Regions from separate parts of the Mus musculus genome. Here region 2 is linked to region 1. Evidence: chromatin loops called from intact Hi-C (ENCODE). Cell type or tissue: left cerebral cortex. All regions are shown on one strand. Links, peaks and the distances in the headings refer to the core of each region. The heading gives the core; the rest is flanking DNA. Region 1 overlaps Abl2 (v-abl Abelson murine leukemia viral oncogene 2 (arg, Abelson-related gene)). Region 2 overlaps Abl2 (v-abl Abelson murine leukemia viral oncogene 2 (arg, Abelson-related gene)).

Region 1 (12,115 bases), core at 3,408-8,407:
ACACAGAAGCCACTACAGGTGTAATGGAGTACGTGGACAAGGCCCAGCTGTGGGAGGCAGTCTCAGTCAAGCTTACAGTGTGGGGTGGGGAGAGGTAAAGCAGAGAGGTAGGACTGCCTAACTCAGGAAAGGACTTGAAAGCCAGAAACAAGGAGACCAGGAGTCTGATGAATAACTCTTAAAGGGGCTCAAGAGTGATGTCCAATTTTTGTCTTAAATAGATCACTTTGCCAGCTGTGTGGAGGATGGATTTGAGGGAGACAAGACTGGAGGCAGTAGTCCAGGTGAGATCTGTGGGCATTGAACAAAGCATTGAAGGAGAGATGGAGAAGAGGGAATGACTTGAAACACAAGGAAATCGCAGATGCCAAGCTCTTTTCCCTTCAAATGTGGCAAAATCAATTTTGAATAAACTAGGAAGGAGACATAAGAGAAAATGTTATATGACACAGACAGATGGATTGTTTGCCTCGGCAAGCAGCCATTTAACACAGCCCCTTGAAGCAAGAACATTGCTCCTGAGAGAACAGTGGCTCTTTTTGGTTTTGGTTTTGGTTGGTTTGTTTGTTTTGCATAACCAAACTAGGGTATGAGAATCGGGTAATTTTTAACAAATGTATAAGATTAGATTCAGAAACTTCAAAAGCCTTAAGAAAGAAACAGATCTTACAAGGTCTTAGCTGGTGTGCATATTCAAACTCAGAAGTACATGGATGGTATTTAGAACTTTGATTAAGTCACTAATAGTTTACAAAAATCCCCTGCTCAGGAAAAGAGATCAGAGTTTTTTTAAAAATTAAAGAAATGAAGAAATGTAAGCTATCATAATATAAAGCCGTATTTTGGATGCTAACAGTACTGTAATAAATTAGAATGTATTTCTTTTTCTTTCTTTACTGTTTTTGACATAAGGTAAGTCTCACTCTGTAATCTAGGCTGGCCTCAACCTCCTGGCCTCAGTCCCCTGAGTGGTGCATTACAGGTGCGAGCGGCCATGCCTGATTCAGATGTGTTTCTGTTTAGGCAGAGAGCGTCAGGATTAATCTTGCTCCAAGCACTGTGTCTGTATTTGTTATTTGTATATACATGATATTGATATGTAAGACATTTATTTCTTGAGAAACTTACTTTCCCTGCTTTGTTTTGTATGAAGGCATAAAGCAAGCACCTAGCTTAGAAGGGTTTCTTAACTTTACCATCCATATTTCAGCTCATTACCACATTAGCCAGGGGTGAAGGACACTCCCTCCTGTCAAGCCAGCACTGCCTAGATGGCAGAAGGATGAGGAGGGAAGGCCACCCTCAGGTCATAGCAAGCTTGAGACTGAGGCCAGTATGAGCCATTTGAGACTCAACTCACCCCACCTCCACAGAGCTGCAGGTCATTACACAACAGTGTATCACATGTGCTTTATAAAGCTAGCTTACTGTTTGTAAGTTTTCTTTCTCATTTTTAGAGAGCTGCATCTTTGTTGTTCATTTAGGTCTGATTTAGGTGAATGCATATAAACCAGAACTAACTTCTCTGGTTATGGTCTTTCCTTTGACTACAGTATTACAGTTTCAACAAGTCAGTTGCTGCCCTAAGCCCAGGAAATAATAGCACCTATGCCAACTCTTTGTGTGTGTGTTGTTTTTTGGGATAGAGTTGTATGTAGCTCAGCCTTGCCTTGAATTCACTGTACAGTCCGTAGAGGAATTCACTGTACAGTCCGTAGAGGATGACCTAACTAACTCTTGGCTTAGTCTTTGTAACGTTCTGAGCCTAAGTGTATACCAACAGTTCACATGCAGCCCTCACTCAGAGCTCTGAATTCTTGGCTGTTTGACTCACTCACTGGATACCTTTCTCATTTGTGTCTTTCAGAAGTTTTGCACCGCCCGTTTGGCTGTGATGCTGAATCTCAGGCACTGAATGAAGCGATCAGGTGGAGCTCCAAGGAGAACTTGCTGGGAGCCACTGAGAGTGACCCTAATCTCTTTGTTGCACTTTATGACTTTGTGGCAAGTGGTGATAACACACTCAGTATCACTAAAGGTGAGACATCTCTGAACTGTGCTTTCTAGTTTCCTAGGCTGAGACATGAAGCGCCACGTGCTGGCTTCTGCCGCTGACACTGACCAGGTGACTTGTGCTCAAGCACTTTTGGGTCATCCTTCTTTTTACCTGCTTCTGTGGCTTTGCAAAGCAGTGACTAAGAACATTACTGGTTAGATAACATTTTCTCATCGTTGTTTTCCAAGATAGTTTCTTCACCAAGAAAACGTTGGTAAAGTCTTACTAGTTAATAGTTATAACGACTTTTAGTATGTTGCTCAGGGACCAGGAGTCCCTTTATATCATAATTGACAATGGTTTCTCAAAAACCCTGAAATGCCTACTTTTTATATCAGGTTCTTATTAATAAAAAGATCTTATGCTAAAGCTTTGTTGTTGTTATTAATGAGGCAGGTGTCAGAATTAGAGGTGTATGACATCAGGCCTGCTTTTTTATATTTTTAAGAGGAAAAAAATTATCCTTTAAAAGAAAATAACACTTACTTTAGTTACTTTTCTGGAGATAGCTTACTTGAAATAAAGAAAAGTTTGGGGGCCAGAAAGATGCCTCAGTGGTTAAGAGCACTTGCTATTCTATCCCTGCAGAGGACCCTGGTTCAATTGCCTGCACCCAGTGGTGACCTGCACTATCTGATACACTCTTGTAGCCTCTTAAGGCACCACACACATACATGGTATACATACATGCATGCATATAGCCAAAACATTTGTACACATAAAAGTTTTTTCAAAAAAGTTTTGTGTTGAACATGTGGCTTTTGTCTGCAATTCCAGCATTTTGAAATACTTGAAGCAGAAACATTGTTGGCCAGAATGGGGCTAAAGTGAGTCTCTGTCCTGTACTGATAGGTTCAATGTCTGTCTCCCTGTCCATTTCCATAGCAGTCAGGAATTCCAGAGCAGAAAATTCTAACCAAAATAAGGGGAGGTGGGGTGTAGTGTCAAAATCGTATGGGTTTTGGTTCTATCCTGATTATGATGGCCTGTAGTAAGCAGTTCTGTTCAAGTGTTTAAGGAAGCAGCAGGGTAGATAAACACTTGTGCAGGCACACACACATATCTTGAGTTTCCTAGCAAGTTCTTTTGGACACATAGTTAGCTACTGTGCACCTGTACATTTGTGTAGATACACAACCATACCAGACACTCATGTCTTATAATATATATATATATATATATATATATATATATATATATATATATATATATACAGTGTATAATATGTACATGGAAGAGTTCCTACACAGACCTCTGGGTGTTTTCATAGTTAGGTATGTCAGGTGAAATGATGTAGGGCAGAGAAAGCCACGTTCTAATAAATGTTTCTGTAGGCCACAGGAGAAATGTAGTTGGCTACCACAGGAAGGCTGAATTGTTCCTCACCAGCCTTGGCCTGGCCCTCCTGTGCCCTGCACTACAGATTGCTGTGTCTTCTTTTTGCTCTCTAGCATTAATAGGTGTGAATTCTATAGAAAAGCTGTACCTCCTGGAAAGACGAGTGTCAGGTGCTGCAGAGTGGCCTTAGATGAACATTGGCTCTAGTCTGTGCTGCAGGTGTGGGGCAGAGTGTATGTCAAAGTCCACACTAGATAGTTCTACTTTTAATAAATACAACCTCAAGAAATTCAAGCTGATAGAAAGATTCACCAAGTGTTTGGAATTTTGGGTTCCAACTTAAGAGTTATTTTCTGTTTCCATAGACTAATTTTAGAGGAATGGCAAAGAGTGAGTCATTGTTATGGGAAACAGGAAGAAACTGAGAAATAGGAACTTTTAAACCTCGAGTCCTGGAAACACTTGTGCTTTAAGAGTCCTTGCCAGCCCCCACTGCTCCTCTAAACAGTTTTCTTGCTGAAAACTCTTGGTTGAGTCTAGGGTCTTGGGAGGTGTTTGCTTATATTGATGGCTTTGTTGCTTTGGTATCATCTGAAAATTTAAGTAACTTTGTATTTCACATGATGTCCTGTTCATTAACAATGAATAATTATGTATGTATGTGTGTGTGTGTGTGTGTGTGTGTGTGTATCTGTTTTAAGTGAAAGTAAAATGTGTTGTTTTTTTGAGGAGTAAGTACTGCTCAAGTGTTAGTACATGTCTGTAGTCCAGCATTCAGGAGACTGAATTAGGATCACGAGTCTGAGGCGAGCCAGTCTAGACTAAGTGAGACTCACATAAAAGGAAAAGGGTGGGCAGGTGGGCTGGGCTGAAGGCTCAGTAGTTAGCGTTTAGTGCTTTTTCAGAGGCCTGGAGTTCAGTTTTCAGTACCCATGTTGGGTACCTCACAACTGCCTGTTACTCCAGTTCCAGTGACCCCAACCCCTCTTTGGGGGACACACACAGACACTCAGTCACTGTCATTTTCTATCTATTTGAGTAAATTCTGTATTCTAATTTAATACAATTCATCGTTTCTGGAAGACTTTTTAAGTGATATGTAATCCTTCAGAAACCATTCTTTTGTTAAGCTGCTCAGAGTAGAGATCAGTCAGGATGTTAGTAAGCAAGAACCCAAGTCCTTGGTTCACTTTTCAGTGATTTGCAGTTTGACACTACACTGCTGCAGTCTGACAGTCCTAACATGCCTTTCTTTCTGTGATGACTTGATGGCTAGGTGAAAAGCTGCGAGTCCTTGGTTATAACCAGAATGGCGAGTGGAGTGAAGTTCGCTCCAAGAATGGACAGGGTTGGGTGCCAAGCAACTACATCACTCCAGTTAATAGCCTGGAGAAACATTCCTGGTACCACGGACCTGTATCCCGCAGCGCAGCAGAGTATCTCCTCAGCAGCCTAATCAATGGCAGCTTCCTGGTTCGAGAGAGTGAGAGCAGCCCTGGGCAGCTGTCCATCTCTCTCAGGTATGAGGGACGTGTGTATCACTACAGGATCAATACCACCACAGACAGCAAGGTAAGACCTGTTCATGTGGACTGGCTCTTCAGTAGGAAGGGAAAAAATAGAAAATAATTTTTATATCTGATATAAAATAAAGTATTGCCTAACCTGGTGAGTTTGGGCTATTTAGCATATTAGAGCTTGCTTATTTCAAAACAACTCAAAAAACAGTTAAAAGCTGTAGATAAGCCGGGTGTGGTGGCGCACGCCTTTGATCCCAGCACTCGGGGGAGGCAGAGGCAGGCGGATTTCTGAGTACTAGGCCAGCCTGGTCTACAAAGTGAGTTCCAGGACAGCCAGGGCTACACAGAGAAACCCTGTCTCAAAAAACCAACCAAACAAACAAAAAAAAGTTGTAGATAATTAAGGGTAAGTCATATTTGAAGTTGAGGATTGAAGAGATTTACACAGGTTAGCTGTTTTAATCATCAGCATAAACGCACACCAAGTGCATAGAGAAGACGTTAGAAGTCAACCACAAGCCTGTGGAAGGAGACTCCGGTCCACTAGAGAGGTCACAGAGTGAGAGGGTGTTGGAGGCTGCTGTTCTCATCACTGTGTGCTAATGGCAATAGATGAATTGCCCAGCCAGTCTGCGTAGAGTGAATGTGTTACACAGATTCTTTAGGGCCGCAGAGACCTGGGTTTGATTTACAGTACCACATGGTGACTCCCAACCATCGGAAACCCCAATTCTGGGAGATCCAGTGCTCTCTTCTGACCTCCATGGGCACCAGGTATATGTGTGGTGCACAAACATGTGGGTAAAACACCCATACATATAAAATAATAATAGTAATTACATTTTAAAACAAAATCAAACATAAATTATAAGTTCCCAACTTAAACCAGTTGTTCTATTGAATGGTTCGTGAAGTTGAGCCCCCTTTCCTCCCTCAGTAGGACGGACAAAGTGGGAGGGGCATGTGGACAAAGTGGGAGGGGCATGCGGCCTTAGAGCAGGCAGAACTGCTGTGCTTTGTACCTCACCATCATTTATTAGCTGTGAGACTTTCCTTAAGTCTCAGTTTGGGTGGTGGGGGTGGGGGTGGGGGTGGTGGTGGTGGTGGTGGTGGTGGTGGTGGTGGTGGTGGTGGTAGTGGTGCTGACTTAGATCGGATCTCTCTGTGTACTGGAACTTGCCATATAGACCATACATACAGATATGAGCTTGTAGCAACTGTCCTGCCTGTCTGAATTCAGAGTGTATGATTATAGTGTGCACCACCATACCTCCTCCCTTTGCCCTCATTGACTTTTGATTTATATTAATGATGTATCTAGAATATGTTGTGTGTTCCTATGGGCTGGTTTGTGCATATGGGTGTAATACTCACACAGGCCAAAAGAGGGCTTTGGAATCCCCAGAACTGGAATGGGTGCTGGAGAAATCTCTCTTCAAGAGAATTGAACTGCAGGGCGTGGTGGCACATGCCTTTAATCGCAGCACTCGGGAGGCAAAGACTGGTGGATTTCTGAGTTCAAGAACAGCCAGGGCTACACAGAGAAACGGGGGGGGGGGGGGGGTTGTGGAGAAAAAAGAAAGAAAAGAGAATTGAACCACTAAGTGATGTCAGTCTCCTCCTTGTCTGTTATTAAGTCATTTTGTGAGATTATTGTAAGGATTAAATGAAACAGTTTTTGTAAAGTATGAAGAAAGAAAAGAGAATTGAACCACTAAGTGATGTCAGTCTCCTCCTTGTCTGTTATTAAGTCATTTTGTGAGATTATTGTAAGGATTAAATGAAACAGTTTTTGTAAAGTATGAGAGCTGATTCAGCACAGGAAATATTTTATTAGTTCTCTTTTCTTTTCTTCTCTCTCTCTCTCTCTCTCTCTCTCTCCCCCCTTTAACCATTATATAAGTATATTGTTTGTGGCCCAAGTGAGTGGTATCAGAGTAATTAATATAAGAAGAAATGCGGGCTGGGTGTGGTGGTGCACTTTTTTAATCCCAGCACTCAGGAGGCAGAGGCAGGTGGATTTCTGAGTTCGAGGCCAGCCTGGTCTACAAAGTGAGTTCCAGGACAGCCAGGGCTACACAGAGAAACCCTGTCTTGAAAAACCAAAAAAAAGAAGAAGAAATGCAGCCATTATTAGTTGTTTTGCTTTTGTTTGTCTCTGTGACAAATATCACAGAGAAACGGTGAAGAAACAGGTAATTTTCACTCCTGGCTTCAAAGAGTTCAGTCTACTATCAATGGTTCTATTCCCTGTAGGCTGTGGCCAGGCAGACCACCATGGTGGGGTCATGTGGCGTGTGGTAGAGCAGAGCTACTCCCTCCATAGCAGAGAAAGGGAGCAGAAGCAGCAGCAGCTGACTGACTGAGCCCATGAGCTCTTCAGCATGAGTCTGTGGGGGACACTTACATCTGCTCTCTAACACATGCACAACAAAAACGAGCGCACAGATGTGTCAGACCATGCAAGGACATTAATTCACAGCAACAGTGTTTATGATAGCCTCACAATCGAAGTACCAAGTAGCATAATTGACTAATAAATTATGATATATTGTTAAGATAGAATCTCCTACAGAAACAGAAATAAACACGATGCTATAGACACAAGTCCGTCCTACCAGCTGTCTATCCATTTCTGAATTTTCTGAAGCTACTTTGTATTTCTAAGCAGACCTGAGTAGTTGCTATAGGAACCCTATATAGCCCCAAGTCTAAGATGCCTGTTTTTCATCCCTGTTCAGAGAATTTTTCTACCGTCTCCTATAGATGAGTTTCGTACGCATAAAGTTGACCAATAGATTAGTATTTGCCAGAGAATTGTGTGGAGAGGAGTGTGGGCGTGATCCCTAACAGCTCTAAGTAACTGTGCTGGAGTTAGACAGTGGTGGTTAGCGAGCCTTGTAAATGTCCTGAAAGCTATTGAATTGTATAGCTTAAAATATAGCATGTGAATTATAGATCAACACTAGACAACACATGCCCTATGATTTCCTTTATGTGCAGTTTAGAAAACTGTGTACACTTCCAGCAATACCTTTGCAGCAGTAAACAGCTGGCAAGGACTTGGTTCTAGTGATTTTGCCATCCTGGGTGTGGGTGATGTTTACTGGGGGAGTTTATTTTGTGAAGACCACATTCTCCACTTATGAATTATGTACATTTAATATATAAAAATACAACTTTTCATGTGCCTGTTTTAAACAGTGTTTGTTTATTTAAGCAGCCTGGGCACAATGGCACATACCCTAGAATTCTAGCCGTCATGAAACTGAGGCAAGAAGACCACAAGTTTGAGACCAGGTTATATATAGAAACTCTGAAAATTAATTAGTCAGTTAATTAAAAATAAATCATACTCCCTTAGACGATAAAGCCAAAGGCTGCTATCTTATTTTATAATTTAACTAATTATCGCAAATTAGCAAGCATCTTGTTAATAACTCTGAAATCCAATTATGTCTCTTTTTTAATGGCCTAGACATTCTTAAAGGGTGTTATAAAAATAAATAAAATTTATAATTAATTATGTGATATTAAATCAAAATTTTACCCATATTAACCTTGCAATATCCAAATTAATGGCTGTCAGTTTATGTTCTGAATGGATTGTGACATTATGCTCTATTAGCCTGGAAGGCAGTTCCAGACTGCCTGTTTAATCATTTCTCTCAGGTCTGGGCTGTGCAAGCTCTTGTTTGTGACTGTGTCTAGCTGTAGCCCGAGCTGACCTGGAACCCCTGGTTTTCCTCCTCCAGAGTCTTTGGAGTGCTGGCTACACAGTGTATAGTCCTGTTGCTTAAAAACAGTTTGAGGACTCGTGTGCCTGATGTCCCTGCAGCTATGTTGGGCATTCTCATTCAAGGCTCATTTAGAAAGAACAGTAAGGATAATTAAAATGAGGTTAAGCCATTTCTCTTACCCTAAGCATTAAATTAACACTTACTTTGCCTTAATTATGATAACTGCCTGGGGCGCTAGTAACACTAGCATACAACCTGTAATCCTTGTGCATTGGAGGTGGAAGCAGAAGGGTCAGGAGTTCGAGGCCAGCCAGGGCTACATAATGGAGACCCTCATCTCAAAAATAAACAAAAGTCAGGCCAGGAACAGCAGTGCACACATTTAATTTAAGCTCTCTGAAGGCAGAGGCAGGTTGATCTATATGAGTTCAAGGATACCCAGGGCTACATAGTTAAGACCCAGTCTGAAAAAAGAAACAAATCCCCTTCCTGCTGTCTTCATGCCCCGACAGACGGCAGTGAAATGCTTGCTTTTGAACATGACCCTCTGGTCCAGTTGCTGAGTGTTCTCTTCTCTCCAGGTGTACGTGACAGCTGAGAGCCGCTTTAGCACCTTGGCAGAGCTTGTTCACCACCACTCCACAGTTGCTGATGGGCTAGTGACCACGCTGCACTACCCAGCACCGAAGTGCAACAAGCCAACCGTCTATGGCGTGTCTCCTATCCATGACAAGTGGGAAATGGAACGGACAGATATCACCATGAAGCACAAACTTGGGGGCGGTCAGTACGGAGAGGTTTACGTTGGCGTCTGGAAGAAGTACAGCCTTACAGTGGCTGTGAAAACACTGAAGGTAGGTTGCTGAGAGCCAGGCTTCCAAGCATCTTTGTGCACTGAATCACTTGGAAAGATCAGTGTGCCCTTCTTCAACTCTGGAACACTTTCCACCCACTGGTGCCAACACTTGAGCAAATGGTGGTGATTAACTTCGTGCCTTTGCTGACAGTGCAGGGGCAGATTATTGTCTGCAGTGCAACCCACGTGTGGGGAAAGGCTTGTCTCTGGAGGCTTTTGACAGGGAGCTTGGTGAGAATTTAGAAGCAAATTATAAGTTCTGTTGAGAACAACCCCTGCTGGACAGAATTCTTCATGTGTAATCTACAACATCACAAGTTCCCTGTTCTGATCTCTATCCCTGTGGCTTTTGTTTTTCCCTTCCTCCTTACAATTAGAGATGCCCTTTTTAGTAGAAGTAGAAATGACAAGGTCTCTCTCTAAGTAGTCTATGTTGGCCTTCAAGTCACAATCCTCCTGCCTTAGCCTCTGAATGCTGGGCTTACCGGTGTCACTGCCACACCCAGCTAGATCACATCTTGTTTTTAAACTCACAGAAGTCCTCTCCCTGACCCTACTGTCTCTTTTTTTAAGTGTCCTCCTATAAATTCACAGAGTTGCCACTCACTCTGGACATTGGTGTGAGCTATCATAGGTAGCAGTCAGCCCTGCTTACTGAGCATACTCTGAATGTGAAGGAAGCAGTAAGGCTCTACAGATGTGCTTTGTTCTTTAAGAAGAACCATGGGCTCTGATCAGACACCAACCTACCAGAAACAGACACTCCGTCCTCTCTGCTGTGGTAGTTGTAAGATGAAGTTGTTGAATTTTGCTTCCTTGTTTACTTTTATTCCAGTGTCTGACACTGGATAAATTTAAGGACATTATTCTTAGTTGTTCTTCTATAGAGCATATTAGATTGCAGCAAAATTTCTTAAAGTAATATGTTAAAATACTCAAATGATCTTTTACTTAAATACTATATGTATGCATATGGATGTTTTGCCTGCTATGTTTTGCCTACTGTGAGTGCAGAACCCAGAGAGGCCAGAAGAGGGCATCAGAGTCCTGGAACTGCAGGTGATTGTGAGCTGCCAGCCATATGGTTCTTGAACAAGAGCAGCAAGTGCTCTTAACTACTGAGCCATGATGTCTCAGTAGGCTTGTGAGTTGACTTAAATGAAAGCTTTGACCTCCTTTTTTGTCTTTCTTACCCTGCCTTCTCTTCCCTTTAACAGGAAGACACCATGGAGGTGGAGGAGTTCCTGAAGGAAGCTGCAGTGATGAAGGAGATCAAGCATCCTAACTTAGTACAACTGCTAGGTGAGAGCCCTGCCGTAGGCTTCATAGGTCCGAGTTCCTGTCCCAGCTTCCTATTCAGATCAGGGCGATTGTTTTGTTTTGTTCTAGTTTGATTTAGCACTGTGGTAGAAATGATAGATGTAAAGCAACTATGGTGAATAGAACACTTAGCTAGTAAGCATCAAGTCTTAGTTAGGGTTAGTCCTCCAAACAAACACACACACACACACACACACACACACACACATACGCGCGCGCCCCTCTTCTCATTTTAATCAGGTGTTAAAGACAGTAGCCCAAGTTGATTGCTTTTTGTTTGTTTTGTTTTTTATTACTTTTTAAAAAGTATTTTCTTTATTCATTTATTTTATATGTATCATATTTTATCTGGAAATATATGCTTCTGTAGTGTCCACTGAAACCAGAAAAGGACATTGGAGTACCTGGGCCTGGAGTTTTAAATGGCTGTGAGCTGGAAATCAAACCTGGGGCCTCTGGAAGGGCAGTCAATGCTCCTAACCATTGAGCTATCTCTCCGGCCCCTTAATTTTTTTTTTTTTTTTTTTTTTACTTACTTACTTTATGTGTATGAGTGTTTTGCCTACACGCGTATCTATGTACCACATGTGTGCCTAGTGTCCTTGGAGACCAAAGGAGGGAATCAGATCCCCCGGAACTAAAGTTACAGGTGATTCTGAGCTGCCATATGGAGGGAGGACCAGGTAGGTCCTCCAGAAAGAGCGGCCATTGCTGTTAGAAGCATTCAAGATAGTTTCAAAAAAGTCAAGAAATATTTTTATAAAATGGAGACATTAAGCAAAAGACTATTGAAAAAAAGTGAATTAAGCTTGTGGCTGATCAGTTTATCCAAGAGATAAATGGCTGCGCTGCAGTGGGTTAATTTCTTCCCTGTTTGGGTCAGAAAGGATCACAAGTAAACATTTTCCCCTTTTAAAATCGGGCCTGTTTGTTTCAAGAGAGGGTTCCTTTGTGCAGCCCTGGCTGTCCTGCAGCTCACACTGGCCTCAAACTCAGAGGTCCACCTGCCTTTGCCTTACAATTGCTGGGATTAAAGGGTTGCACCACCACTCCCAGCCATTTCCTTTGAATGCTCAAATTAAGCTAAGCTATACCAAAAGAAAAAAATTAATATGCTATCTGCCGTATATTAGTGAAGTCTTTAACTATGAAACATTTTTTACAAGCACAGGTAGAGGCGGGTGGCCTACCTGAGTGAAGTGGTGCTGCTTTATATTAACATAGGCTGCACACGGTTGCAGGGGTGTGGGCACATACGGAACTCAAGAGATGGGGCTGCAGAGAT
Region 2 (12,115 bases), core at 2,627-7,626, 53 kb before region 1:
TTATTTCTCTGTTTTCCTTTTCTCTCATGACTTTATAGTATAAATTTATTCACATTGATGTCTTCACAATTTTTTAATTAATAAATTTTCTCACATTCTTTGCTGATTTGCTTGCACTCATTTCTTCCATGCTCAGAGAATTGCAGCTTCTAGCTACTTTCGCGGTTGTTGTGGGTGGTGGGTGATGGCAGGACTCTAGGTATAAGAAACAGAGATCTGCTTAAGCAGTCCATAGAAAGCTCACTGGCCAGGTAGAGAACTCAAAGACAGGAATGCAGCAAGGCCCGTCCAGAACCAGGAAGTGGAGGGCTGCTAAAAGCTCAGCTAGTGTTTATTTTTTTGTTTCCTGTTTTGGCTTCTGTTTGCTCATTTTATTCTCCTTTCTAATTCAGTTCATATTACACTTACTATTTTTTAACCTTCTTCTCTGATGAATAGGACAGTCCATATAATGTTAATTTCTTGGGCTCAGCTTTTAAGTTTCCAGGACTGTCACTGTGATGACAATAGCTGTTAAGAGGCTTTCAAATTCCATAATATTTCGAGCTAAAGGAAGGATTGTAATGGAGGCTGAACCGGTATATAGGATGTATAGCCTCCTTTTCTCTACCAAATAATTGTCGGTAGCACTCTGCTTCCAATTGTAGCATCCGAAATGTGTCTAGATATTGCTGGATATCTAACCAAAAATGTCTTTGGCTGCTGTCAGCCTACCACTGTGAGCATGTCAGGAGGCTCTGCAAGTTGGGGAGGTCTTTGCCATCTTTTGTAGCAACTTCAAATTGTTTCTCCAAACTTTTTTTCCTCATATATCTGTAGTAACTGTGCCTGCCCGGCCCCTGTTCTCTGTGTAGTCCCAGCTGTCCTGGAGTCCCTCTGTAAGCAAAACTCTGTCCCCCTCTGTCCTTAAACTCACAGATTGGCCTGCTTTTGCCTCCTGAGTTCTGGGATTGAAGGCATGTTCTACCACGCCCTATTAAAGTTTGGGAGACCAGTAGTCAGCCAACATTTATTATTTTATGCTAATTTGTTTTTTTTCCAATTTTTTTATTAGATATTTTCTTCATTTACAATTCAAATGCTATCCCAAAAGTCCCTTATACCCTCCCCCCGATGCTAATTTGTTTATTTTGGGGTTAGCATATGCACCACGATGCATGTGTAGAGGTCAGAGGACAACTGCTCTTTTATCCCAGGCATTGACCAGGTCGTGAGACTTGGGCAGCCTTTACCTGCTGAGCGGTCTTCCTAGCCCGAAGATGCTGTCTTAAACTCTGTGACTAGTTATAGAGCTTGTCATCTGGGTCATTGCTTTAAATCTCTGGATTTCTCCACATTTCCCTCTGGTTTGTTTTTTTCTTTTTCTTAAGAGCAAGTATGAAGGTTATTGGTTGTTTTTTGTTGTTGTTGTTGTTGTTGTTGTTTTTTAATTGTGATTTGGTTCTTAGAAGTGTAAAGGATTAGAACTGGAAGAAACCTGAAGAATTGTGATTTTGAGCCGGGCAGGGGTGGCGCATGCCTTTAATCCCAGCATTTGGGAGGCAGAGGCAGGCGGGTTTCTGAGTTCGAAGCCAGCCTGGTCTACAGAGTGAGTTCCAGGACAGCCAGGACTACAGAGAAACCCTGTCTTGAAAAAACAAAACAAAACAAAAACCAAAAAAACAACAAAAATGATTTGTGATTTTGATAAAGTTGATTTGCAGACAGGCAGACCAATGCCTGAGAGCTGACAGCCTGTTACTAGACGGGGAGGAGGAGAGGGAGGACGGAAGTCACTCTTCTTACTCTATCATTGTAACAAAAGGCAGAGCAGTAAGAGACACTCTGGGAGGTGTACATCCTCTGGTTTTACACACAAGGATGTTTCACTTAGAGATTGTTTCCGGCCATTGGCTTGACTCCCCACCCCACATCCCCTCTTTAGACAGACTTTCCTGTAGCCCAGGCCAACCTAGAACTCGGTGTGTCACTGAGAGTGGCTCACCAGTGTGCAAGCACACCTGGCTATGGGGACTTAGTATAGGAGTGGCTTCTAGCAGCTGCAGGTGCTGTCAGCTGAGCTGCACCCCCAGCCCCAAGCAGCCTGACTTTACATTTTTTGTATACTTTAGTTCTCTGCCATCCTAGGAGATAGTACACATTTTGCTTGTTGTTCTAAAGCCTTTATCATAATACAGAAGGGGGCGTGTGGCATATCATTTATTAAAGGTGAATGGATTAGTTTATTTGATACTAGTTTGTAGAAATGGTGTTACATGATTTTAGTCTCATGCTTTTAGACTTAAGATAACTTAATAAAACAAGCATATATAATTAGTATCAGGAGATAACGTTTCTTTTAAACAATTTGGGATAAAAATAGGTGGTAGAGACCTGTAAACCCCCTCAGCTCTGGAGGTTTAGGCAGAAGAAGCCAAAGTTTAAGATGTGTCTGGGCTACAGAGTGAGTTTCCAAGCAGCACGGGCACTGAGACCTGATGGTAGAGCTCCTTAGCAGATGTGAAGCCCCACATTCAGTCCCCAGTGAAGGAAGGGGTGGTGGCGAGTGACATGCTTAACAAAGTGGCTTTTCTAACTTTAAACAGATTTTTAAAATTTTATTTTAAAGTTCTTTTCATTGTTGTTTGCTTTTGCGTGCATTTGTCTAGTTTTTGGTGTGTGTGTGTGTGCGTGCATGCATATGTGTATTTTCTAGACAAGTGTTCTAACATTGGGCCAAAACTCCACTCATTATTTTTTGAGACAAAGTCTGAAAAGTTGACTAGACTTGCAGGACAGCAAATCCTAGGAGTCCTTCTGTTTCTGTCTTCCTAGTGCTTCATTACAGTGTGTGTTGCCTGGTCTGACATTTTATATAGGTGCTGGAGTCAGAACTCGGGTCTTCATGCTTGCTTGGCAAGCACTTCATTGATTAAGTGATCTTCCTAGACCTCACTGTACACCCCAAACTGGCCTCGAACTCCTAATCCATCTCCTGTGCCTCTGGAGTGTTGGGATTAGAAAACTGCACCAAAACTACGTCCAGTTTATACTTATGTTCTTGAGGCTTTTGGGGTTTCTTGGTGGATCCTTGCAATTACAGCATAAAGCTGTAAACTATTTGTGTTTTAGACAAGGTCTCACTGTGTAGTTCTGGCTGGTCTGGAGCTTGCTAGTCTCCATTAGGCTAGTCTCGAACTCACAGAGACATACCTTCACCACCTCCCAAGTGCCAGTCTCAAAGGCATGCACCACTACATCTGGTTGTACCATTTGTAAGGCGTGCTGTTAATAGCACAGGCTTTGTGTTAGACTGGATGAGTTTAAAATTCTCTATTAAATTAATGATTTTGTTAGCTTGACTTAGGTATAAACAAACTTAGAACCTTAAGACACTTAGGAAGATATAGTTATTTTTCTCTTGTGTGCCTATTTTTTCCCTCATCAATAAAATAATAGTGTTGGGAGTACCTACCTGACAAAGTTGTTGTAAGAAATTAACTGTTATGTGTAAAATTCCCGGAGTGCGTGGTACATGTTAGGTACTCAGAAGGCAATAGTTGTTAGTACTTAAAACTTTTGACAAATTACAGTTATTTTATTTGTGGGCGTGTAGCACTGGGATTGAATCTAGGGCCTCTCATGTACCAGGCAAGTGTTCTACCCGAGTTACATACAGTTCTGCTTTTCCTGTTGTTTTCTATTTGTTTGGTTTGGTTTTTTTTTTTTTTTTTTGGTTGAAGCACTTCAGATCCCATGATCAGCCTCCAAACGCTGACACCATTGCATACACTAGCAAGATTTTGCTGAAAGGACCCAGATATAGCTGTCTCTTGTGAGGCTATGCCGGGGCCTAGCAAACACAGAAGTGGATGCTCACAGTCAGCTATTGGATGGATCACAGGGCCCCCAATGGAGGAGCTAGAGCAAGAACCCAAGGAGCTAAAGGGATCTGCAACCCTATAGGTGGAACAACATTATGAACTAACCAGTACCCCCCCGGAGCTCGTGTCTCTAGCTGCATATGTATCAGAAGATGACCTCGTCGGCCATCACTGGAAAGAGAGGCCCCTTGGTCTTGCAAACTTTATATGCCTCAGTACAGGGGAACACCAGGGCCAAGAAGTGGGAGTGGGGGTGGGGGAGGCGAATGGGGGGGTTTGGGGGACTTTTGGGGTAGCATTGGAAATGTAAATGAAGAAAATATCTAATTAAAAATAATAATAAATAAAAAAAGGATTTATTTATTTATTTTTATATATTAGTACACTGTCACTCTCTTAGACACACCAGAAGAGGGTATTGGATCCCATTACAGATAGTTGGGAGCCACCATGTGGTTGCTGGGAATTGAACTCAGGACCTCTGGAAAAGCAGTCAGTGCTTTTTAACTGCTGAGCCAGCTCTCCAAAATGCATTTTTAAAAACAGATTGGGGGGGGGGGAAGCCAGGCAGTGGTGGCGCACACCTTTAATCCTAGCACTTGGGAGGCAGAGGCAGGTGGATTTCTTGAGTTTGAGGCCAGCCTGGTCTACAAAGTGAGTTCCAGGACAGCCAGGGCTACACAGAGAAACCATGTCTGGAAAAAAACAAAAACAAAAACAAACAAAAAAACCCCCCAGTCTGACAAGTGTTAAGGCCGAGATGATTTTGAGGTATTAACATATTGTATCATATTTAGATATATTCTGTGCCTTGGCTTAATTTTCATGTTTCTAAATGTATACCTAAGCGCATGTACAACCCCCCCACCCCCAAACCAACTTTCTGATTGGATGTGTTTGCTCGGCACTTCACTTGGGGGAATCAGTTATTCCTCTCTTACAAAGAGCTGGGTACCAGCACTTGGGAGGTAGAGGCAGGATGATCAAGAGTTTAAGGTTAGTAAATGCAAGGCCATACTTGGTTACAGGAGACCCTGTCTCCCCCCTTCTTCCCTCCCAAAAGGGACAAAGCATATTTTAAAATGATCCTAAAAACACTCCTCTTGTGTAGCTAAGCTAGAAAAGAAATGGAGAGCCAGTAGAGCTAAGCGCAAAGGTGCTGGGAATCGAGGCACTTCTGTAAAGGGCAGGGATCATTGGAGTGGGCAGGCAAAGCCTGGTGCAAGCCTGGAGCTGGCGTGCTATGAGAGTCAAGTCTGAGTACTTGCCTTTCCTATTGTGCACTGCAGGGTTTTGGTGTCTTTGCTCGGTGCATCTGTCTGGTGTACTTTCCCTCCAGCTGGCTTTCTCAGTTTTGGCTTGTCTGTAGGGTTTAATGGTTGCTTGGCTCTTCTTTATTATAACTCTTAAAATATTCTTTTGGCATTTATTCCTACTGCTGAAGGGCTTGGTATTTCTTTTAAGCTGTAAATGATTTATTTATTGAAGGGCTAGTGATTTTAACCACTTGAATTCAGAAGGTCTGGCAGGTCTTGGTATTTCTGCACTCTTCTTCCAGCTGTGTTAATGTGGTAGCACATTATATTCACACACACACATGTGTATCTATATGTGCATATATAGCCACTACCCTTCTCTATTTTATTTGTCAAACTTCTGTATTTATTTACTTGTTGTGTAAGTAAATGTGTGGGTAATGTGTGCCATGGTGGAGGTCAGCCTCAGTCACTTGAGGGTTGGGGTCTCTCCTTCCAAGTGGATTCCAGACATCAAACACAGGTTATCAGGCTTGGTGGCAAGTGTCTTTCTCCCAAGATATCTCACTTGTGTTGTGTCCCCTTCTTCCTCCACTTTAGACTAGTGGGAACATATACACCGTTTTTCGATTTATCTCCTACCTACTACCCTTAATTTATATTGGTTGATTCTTCCACATCAGGAATTTATTATTAGTGTATGCATGATGTGTGTGTCCACTGAATGTGTGGAGTTGGCTGTCTTCTTCCTTTATGTTGTGATGAAACACTAACTAAAAACAACTTGAGGAAGGAAAGGATGTTTGGCCTACAGGTTTCTGTCCATCATCAGGGAAAGCTAGGACAAGAACTTGAGGCAGGAACTGGAACTGGCTTGGTTCTAATTTCATTCTGCTCCCTTCTTATGCAGTGCAGATTCACCTGCCTGGGGATAGTACCACCCACAGTGGACTGGAGCCTGTTTCATCAATTAGTAATCAAGAAAATGCCTCCTAGACATGCCCACAGGCCAATCACTTGGAGGCAGTTTCTCAGTTGAGGTGTGTTAAATTGACAACGTAAGCTAACCTGGCTCAGGGTGCCAGGCTTGTGGCAGCAAACACTTTCCCCACTGAGCTATAACCCTCTTGCCTTTTCTTTTCTGAGATAGGATCTCTCACTGTATCCTAGTCTGACCTCAAACTCATGATGCTATTCTTACCTCAGCTTCTCAGTTGTGTGAACCATGCTTGACTCCTTTTATGTGTTAGGCTCTGAGGTCAGCCTTGGTGTTCTTCAGGAAACAGGTCTCACTGGGACCTGAGGCTTGCCTGTTAGGTTAGGCTAGCTAGCCACTGAGGCCCCCCGACCCCCAATCTGCCTTTACCAGCTGAACCATCTCCTAAGTACCCCCCCCCCCCAAGGATATATGTCATCTCATTGTATGGGTGAATTTTATTATTAGGTTGTATACAGCGCTCCAGTGAAAGATGTGGGCTATCACTTTAGGTACATGAGCTATTACAGCTCTGGATTATCTGAATGGAGTTGGAGTGGCTAACAGAAAGGGTGAGGATTTTAGTACAACCACCATTGAATGCTTATTTTGTGCATACAGCGTCTTTATCCAGCAACATACTTGGTGCTGTTACAAGTGTTTCAGATTTGGGAGCTTTTGGACCTTGCATAGATTGTACAGATTCTGCAGGTTGAGGATCCCTGATTTAAAATTCTGAAACCTGCAATGATCCAAAGTCTGAAACTTGCTTTTTAAAATTTATTTATTTATTTATTTATTTTTCAAGAAGCATTTGGGAGCTGGGCGTGGTGGTGCGTGCCTTTAATCCCAGCACTCGGGAGGCAGAGGCAGGCGGATTTCTGAGTTCCAGGCCAGCCTGGTCTACAGAGTGAGTTCCAGGACAGCCAGGGCTATACAGAAAAACCCTGTCTCGAAAAACAAAAACAAAAACAAAAACAAACAAACAAAAAAGAAGCATTTGGGATATTGAGTCATTTCAAACTTAGGAGCATGTGTTTTGGAGTAAGCATGCACAACCTGTACAACATGCTGTGTGCTTTTGAGTCTATTTCTTGTCTTTCTGTTCTTGTTATGTTGATTTGCCTTTTTAATTATGTACCAGGATCTCACTGTTTTATTGGACTTTTCCAATATGTACCATAATATGATGATCAGGATCTAAATGAGCTGAATTTAAATTGCTCAGCTAAATTGAGACTGGGTTCTCTGGGTAGCCCTGGCTGTCCTAGAACAGGAGCCTCTCGATAGACCAGGCTGACCTTGAACTCGGAGATTTACCTGCCTCTTCCTCTTGAGTGCTGGGGCTAAAGGTGTGTGCCACCATTGCCACCATTGCCTGGCCATTTGTATTTATTTTTAATTACTGAATTTTAAAGGCATAGAATCAACAGAAGAATGAAAACATTTTCTTGGATTTTTCAAAAATAAAATTCAGATATTTTTGGGGGTTTAGGTGTTTTATTCAGTGGTAGAGCTTTCTAGGCCCTGAGTTGGGTCCTCAGTTCTGAATATAAGAGGGCAGAGGGATCTTGCTTTGTCTCCACACTAGGGAAAAACCCCATAGGCATTTGCTACCCTTTCTCTAGCAAAGTACTTTTCATTACATCAGAGAGAATGTAAACAAAAACTGGAACCAGACCCTTAGCCCTGTGTCCTTGGAGGACAGTCATTAAAGCTCTGCTGTCACTCACTGGTATTGACAACCAAAGTGAAACAAAGAGTAAATTTAATTTCGGGATAAATGTTTTATCACTTTGTTAATTGCGAACGTTTTAAACTAGAGTTCTTGAGTGAAGGAGGAAGTGTTCATTGACCTCATACTATAGTCCGGCTGGCCTTGTGCTTGAGCCTGTCTTCTGTGTCAGGCTCACCGCTATTGGGGTTACAGGCTTGAGCTGCCATAATCATCTTAGAGCCCCTCTGAATAGTCCTCACACTGATATTAATGCTTTTCTTTAACTTTTTTTTATTATTACTTCTGTCCTCCCTTAGGTCACATTTTTCTTGAAGGCTGTGTCCTCTGTCCTGCAGAGCGCAGTTTATAAAGGAGCAGAGCACAGTAACAGAAGTGGTTACAGAGGCAAGCAGTGACCATTTCAGCAGTCATTTCAGGGTACAGCTCAGTGACTGATGTCCTGGGAGTCAGAGCCACTTGATTTGATATAATAACCAAAGCCAACGTGTTGTCTATTGTTATCGTTACTATTATTATTATTATTATTATTATTATTATTATTATTATTATTATTATTGAGACAGGGTCTTATGGAACCCAGGCTGGCTTTGACTTTGAACTTGCTATTTAGCCAAAGATGACCTTGAAGTTCTGATGGTCCTGCTTCTATCTCCCAAGTGCTGGCATTATAGGTAGGTGCCACCACGGCATGCCTTTGTCCCTACCTTCTCATCTCACTCAGTAGCTTAGGCTGCGCTGAAAGTAACTGTAACTCAGGTTGGCCTGGAATTTGTGGGGCTCCACCTTCTTACACTTTCCCAAGTTTCCCAATAAACTGGGATTATGAACTTTGTACTCAGATCTGATAGCTTAGCTCTGTTCCCCTTTTAGATTTGTGTGTATGTGTGTGTGTCTTTCTGTCTGTCTGTCTGTGTCTATGTCTGTGTATATGCTATGTGTGTGTGCCCTTAGAGAATGTGTCAGATCCCCTGGAGTTGGACTTGTAAGCAGTTGTGAGCCACCCATCCCAAGTGCCAGGAGCTGAACTCAGGCCATCAAGTGCTCTTAACTGCTAAGTCATCTTCCACATCTTTTTATTCAAGTGAGGTATTCCTGTGACTCTTTGAATAGAACATACTTAGTCCAAGTAAGGCATCGGCAACTATTGAAAACAGTGTGGAGGAAGACTGCAAGGTAATATTCTATTCCTTAAAAGTGTCATAAGTTTAATTTCTTTTCCTTGAAAATGTCATGAATTTAATTTTCCTCAAGAAGGAAGCGTGGGCTTTGTGTCTCCTCCTTAGGTGGTGATTTACACAGGACTGGCACTCCCACAGTGTTAGTCTGTAATTTGTAAATGTCCTTGTCAACCCTCACAAAGTAGAAATCTGGAAATAAGGCATACCTTTTTATTCTCTAAAAAATACAGTCAGTAATCGTTACCTTCTTGATGTAGATGATACTAAGTTGTATCAAGTGATGTCTCTCCTAATAAGTGAAGATTCAATTTTTACCACCTTAAATTATTAAAGATCTCCTGCCTTGTTATGGGTAGGGAATGTTATAATTTCATATTGTATCTAGTACATTTATATTTTGTAAGTTTTAAAAGTTGACCATAAATAGATATTATGAAAATCTCCGTAAAGGAAATTGAAGTTAAAATGTCGATAAATAGTGGTGAGTTTTGCGTTGTGTTTTGTGGTGGTGCTGGGGACTGAACTCAAGACCTCAAGCACACTAAGCAAGGACTCTACTACTGTGCTTGTTATTTCTTTTTGGCCAGAAAATAAGGATCACTCAAACCATAACAAATCCCCCATGTTATTTCCAAAAGGGAGACCTTAGTTGGACCCCTTCCCCAAAAGAAGTCATATGACAAACAGCCTTAGAAAAAGCTGCTTGCAAGTTGGCACTTGGCTATGTGGGAACTTGAGTTTTTGGAAGTTTCTCTCCTTTCTCAGGTCTGAAAAGAATCAGTCAGTCTACTAAACTGTACAAAGTGGTTGATTCTGGGCATCTGCATTCTTTCTGGGAGTCTGAAATTTTGATAGAGAATAGGAAGAGGGTGTTTGTTCCTGCCTCCCAGTGAAATAAGAGAACTTGCCTTGGAGACACCATTTGATCAAGTGCCCTACTGCTGAGCTACATCCTTTTGGAAGAGTGCCTGCTTTCTTCTAAACTCCCATCGTGCCAGTGGTTCTGATGATTATGCTTTGTGCTCTTTTGCTATGATAAGTCGTAGCTCTCCACCTCTTTGTAACGTTAGATCTCTTTGCTATTAAGTCATAGTGTGATTACAGGTATGTGCTAGCTAGTGACTCCCTGCCCTCGTGGAGTGTCGGCTGAGATCTGTCCACGAAGGCAAAGGGAGCAGGGACAACAGACGGATGTGTGTGTGTGGTGGTGGTGGTGGTGGTGGTGGTAGTGGTGGTGGTGGTGGTGGTGGTGGTGGTGGTGGTGGTGGTGATGGTGTGTTTAAAATCCCTGTGAGATGTACAGTGAGGAAGACACGCCTGGACCAGCTGCAGGGAGGCAGATCAACTGTACTTGGTGTGATTCAAGCCTTATATAGTTTGGGGGGATGAGGGTGGGAGAAACATCCAGGATGGGCAAAGGCTGAAGGCTTAGGGTACCAAAATGCTTCATTAAGCATGCAAGAAACATTTTAGGAATCTCAGGTACTAGCTTAATAGGTTATCGGAAGAAAGGAAGTTGAGCCTGTAATCTTAACCAAGGCTACCTGACAATCTGCAGGTAGATGTGTGAGGTTTTTAACCCCCAGACAAGGTCAGAGAAGGCCTGCCAGTGAAGGGAGTCCTCCATATTGTGCCGAGCCGCAGAAGGCTATCTGAACAATGGTGGTCTTCCACTTCAATTAGCAGTTTCCCTCACTAGCTCTCAGTCTTTCTGAGTCAGTGGGTGGGGCACATTTATAACTGGAGCTGCTAGGAGGGAGCATCCACAGAACAGTTGCCACTTGTCCTTTCTTCCCCAAATGGCTACCCATAGGTAGAATAAGTAAGCGGAAAGTTAGTTCAGGGCGGGAGAGGAATGGAGGGGACAAACCCCACAAATACTTCCTTTGATTCGTAGGTATGACATTTATTTTAAAGGGCCAGTATTTGCTTTTTCTTTTTGCAGTAGGGTCCAGGAGGACTCACATGTAAGCTGGGCTTGAGAGACAGAGGTGGGTGAATCTCTCTGAGTTCCAGGCGAGGCTGGTTTATGTGGTGAGTTCAGGAGCCCAAGCTACATTGTGAGACTCTGTTCTCAAACATAAAAAAAAAAACCCTCAAGCTAGCCTTATAGGACAAGCTAGCCTCATACTCACAAACAGTTCTGCTTCAGCCTCCTGAGTATTGAGGTTACAGGAGCTAGTGATAGAAATATAAAGCTGTAGAAGGAGAACTGGGAGCCACTAAGTGACTGAGCACTGAGCTCAGTAGAGATGTCATGAATGCTGCTTGGCATGGGTTCATATGTGTGTGTTAGCAAATTTCAGTGACTCAAGAGGATAGAAAACTTGTAAGAACAGCCCACATTCCCAGTTGTTATTTTGTTTATATTCCTTCTTTGTCTTTTTTCCCTTTAATTAGAATGTATCAAAATCACCTAGAAAACACTTTTTTAAAAAGTATTAAAAAAAAAACTAGGTGTACTCTAGATGAAAAATACTCCTCCCTGGCAAGTTAGAGGTACCATATGCAGCTAAGACTTGACTACAGGAAGCTGGGTATAGATGTGCACACCTTTAATCCTGGTGCTTGCTAGGCAGAGGCGGGTGGAGCTTTGTGAGTTTGAGGGCAGCCTGGGCTACATAGTGAGACTCAAAGTCAGATAATGAGAGCTGAAGTCCGATCTGGTGCAAGAGGCCCCAGTGGTCTTCATCGCCAGTCCTGTGCGAATGTTTTAAGAAGGCTTCTTGCCATGTTGCCCAGACTGCTCTTCAGTTCCCAAGCTCAAGTGATTTTCTCTCCTTGGTCTCCAGAGTGCTGGGATTACAGGCATGCACCACCGTATCCAGTGAGATTATATTTTGATGGGGGTGAGAGACCCTCAGTGTTATAGTGGACTTAGTTAACTAGCCTTGAAGTATATTTAATTTTGTCTTTAGCTGAATGCTTTCCTATCTCCTGGGTCCTATTGTTGCTATTGAGAAAGTAGCTGTTGGTATAATTGACTTCCTGAAGACAAACGTCATTCTTGTTTTTGTTATGGTAAAATACTGTACAGATCACATAAAATGTATTTTTTTAACAACTTTTAAGAGTACAGATCAATGGTGTTGATTTTATTTTGA

The links. Peaks named below come from ENCODE experiments on the same cell type or tissue, not always from the same donor. Only the 100,000 strongest peaks of a DNase experiment are listed, where the experiment ranks them.
Region 2: it touches region 1 in a loop (3.0-fold over the local background); 15 of 42 quality-filtered maps call a loop at or near these places.

What each region holds. Positions count from the first base shown.
Region 1 is chr1:156,620,618-156,632,732 of GRCm38, forward strand. It overlaps Abl2 (v-abl Abelson murine leukemia viral oncogene 2 (arg, Abelson-related gene)), which reads left to right. Exons shown (of 12, transcript NM_009595.3): 2 at 222-284; 3 at 1,868-2,038; 4 at 4,671-4,966; 5 at 9,236-9,508; 6 at 10,728-10,812. Among named protein-coding and RNA genes, the nearest start is that of Tor3a, 48 kb to the right of the region's middle. In left cerebral cortex, for the core only: a CTCF peak has its summit at 6,281 (motif pointing right); a DNase peak (open chromatin) is centred at 3,857.
Region 2 is chr1:156,567,983-156,580,097 of GRCm38, forward strand. The region is part of intron 1 of Abl2 (v-abl Abelson murine leukemia viral oncogene 2 (arg, Abelson-related gene)); the gene reads left to right. Among named protein-coding and RNA genes, the nearest start is that of Abl2, 15 kb to the left of the region's middle. In left cerebral cortex, for the core only: no CTCF peak of the experiment used is centred there; a DNase peak (open chromatin) is centred at 5,150.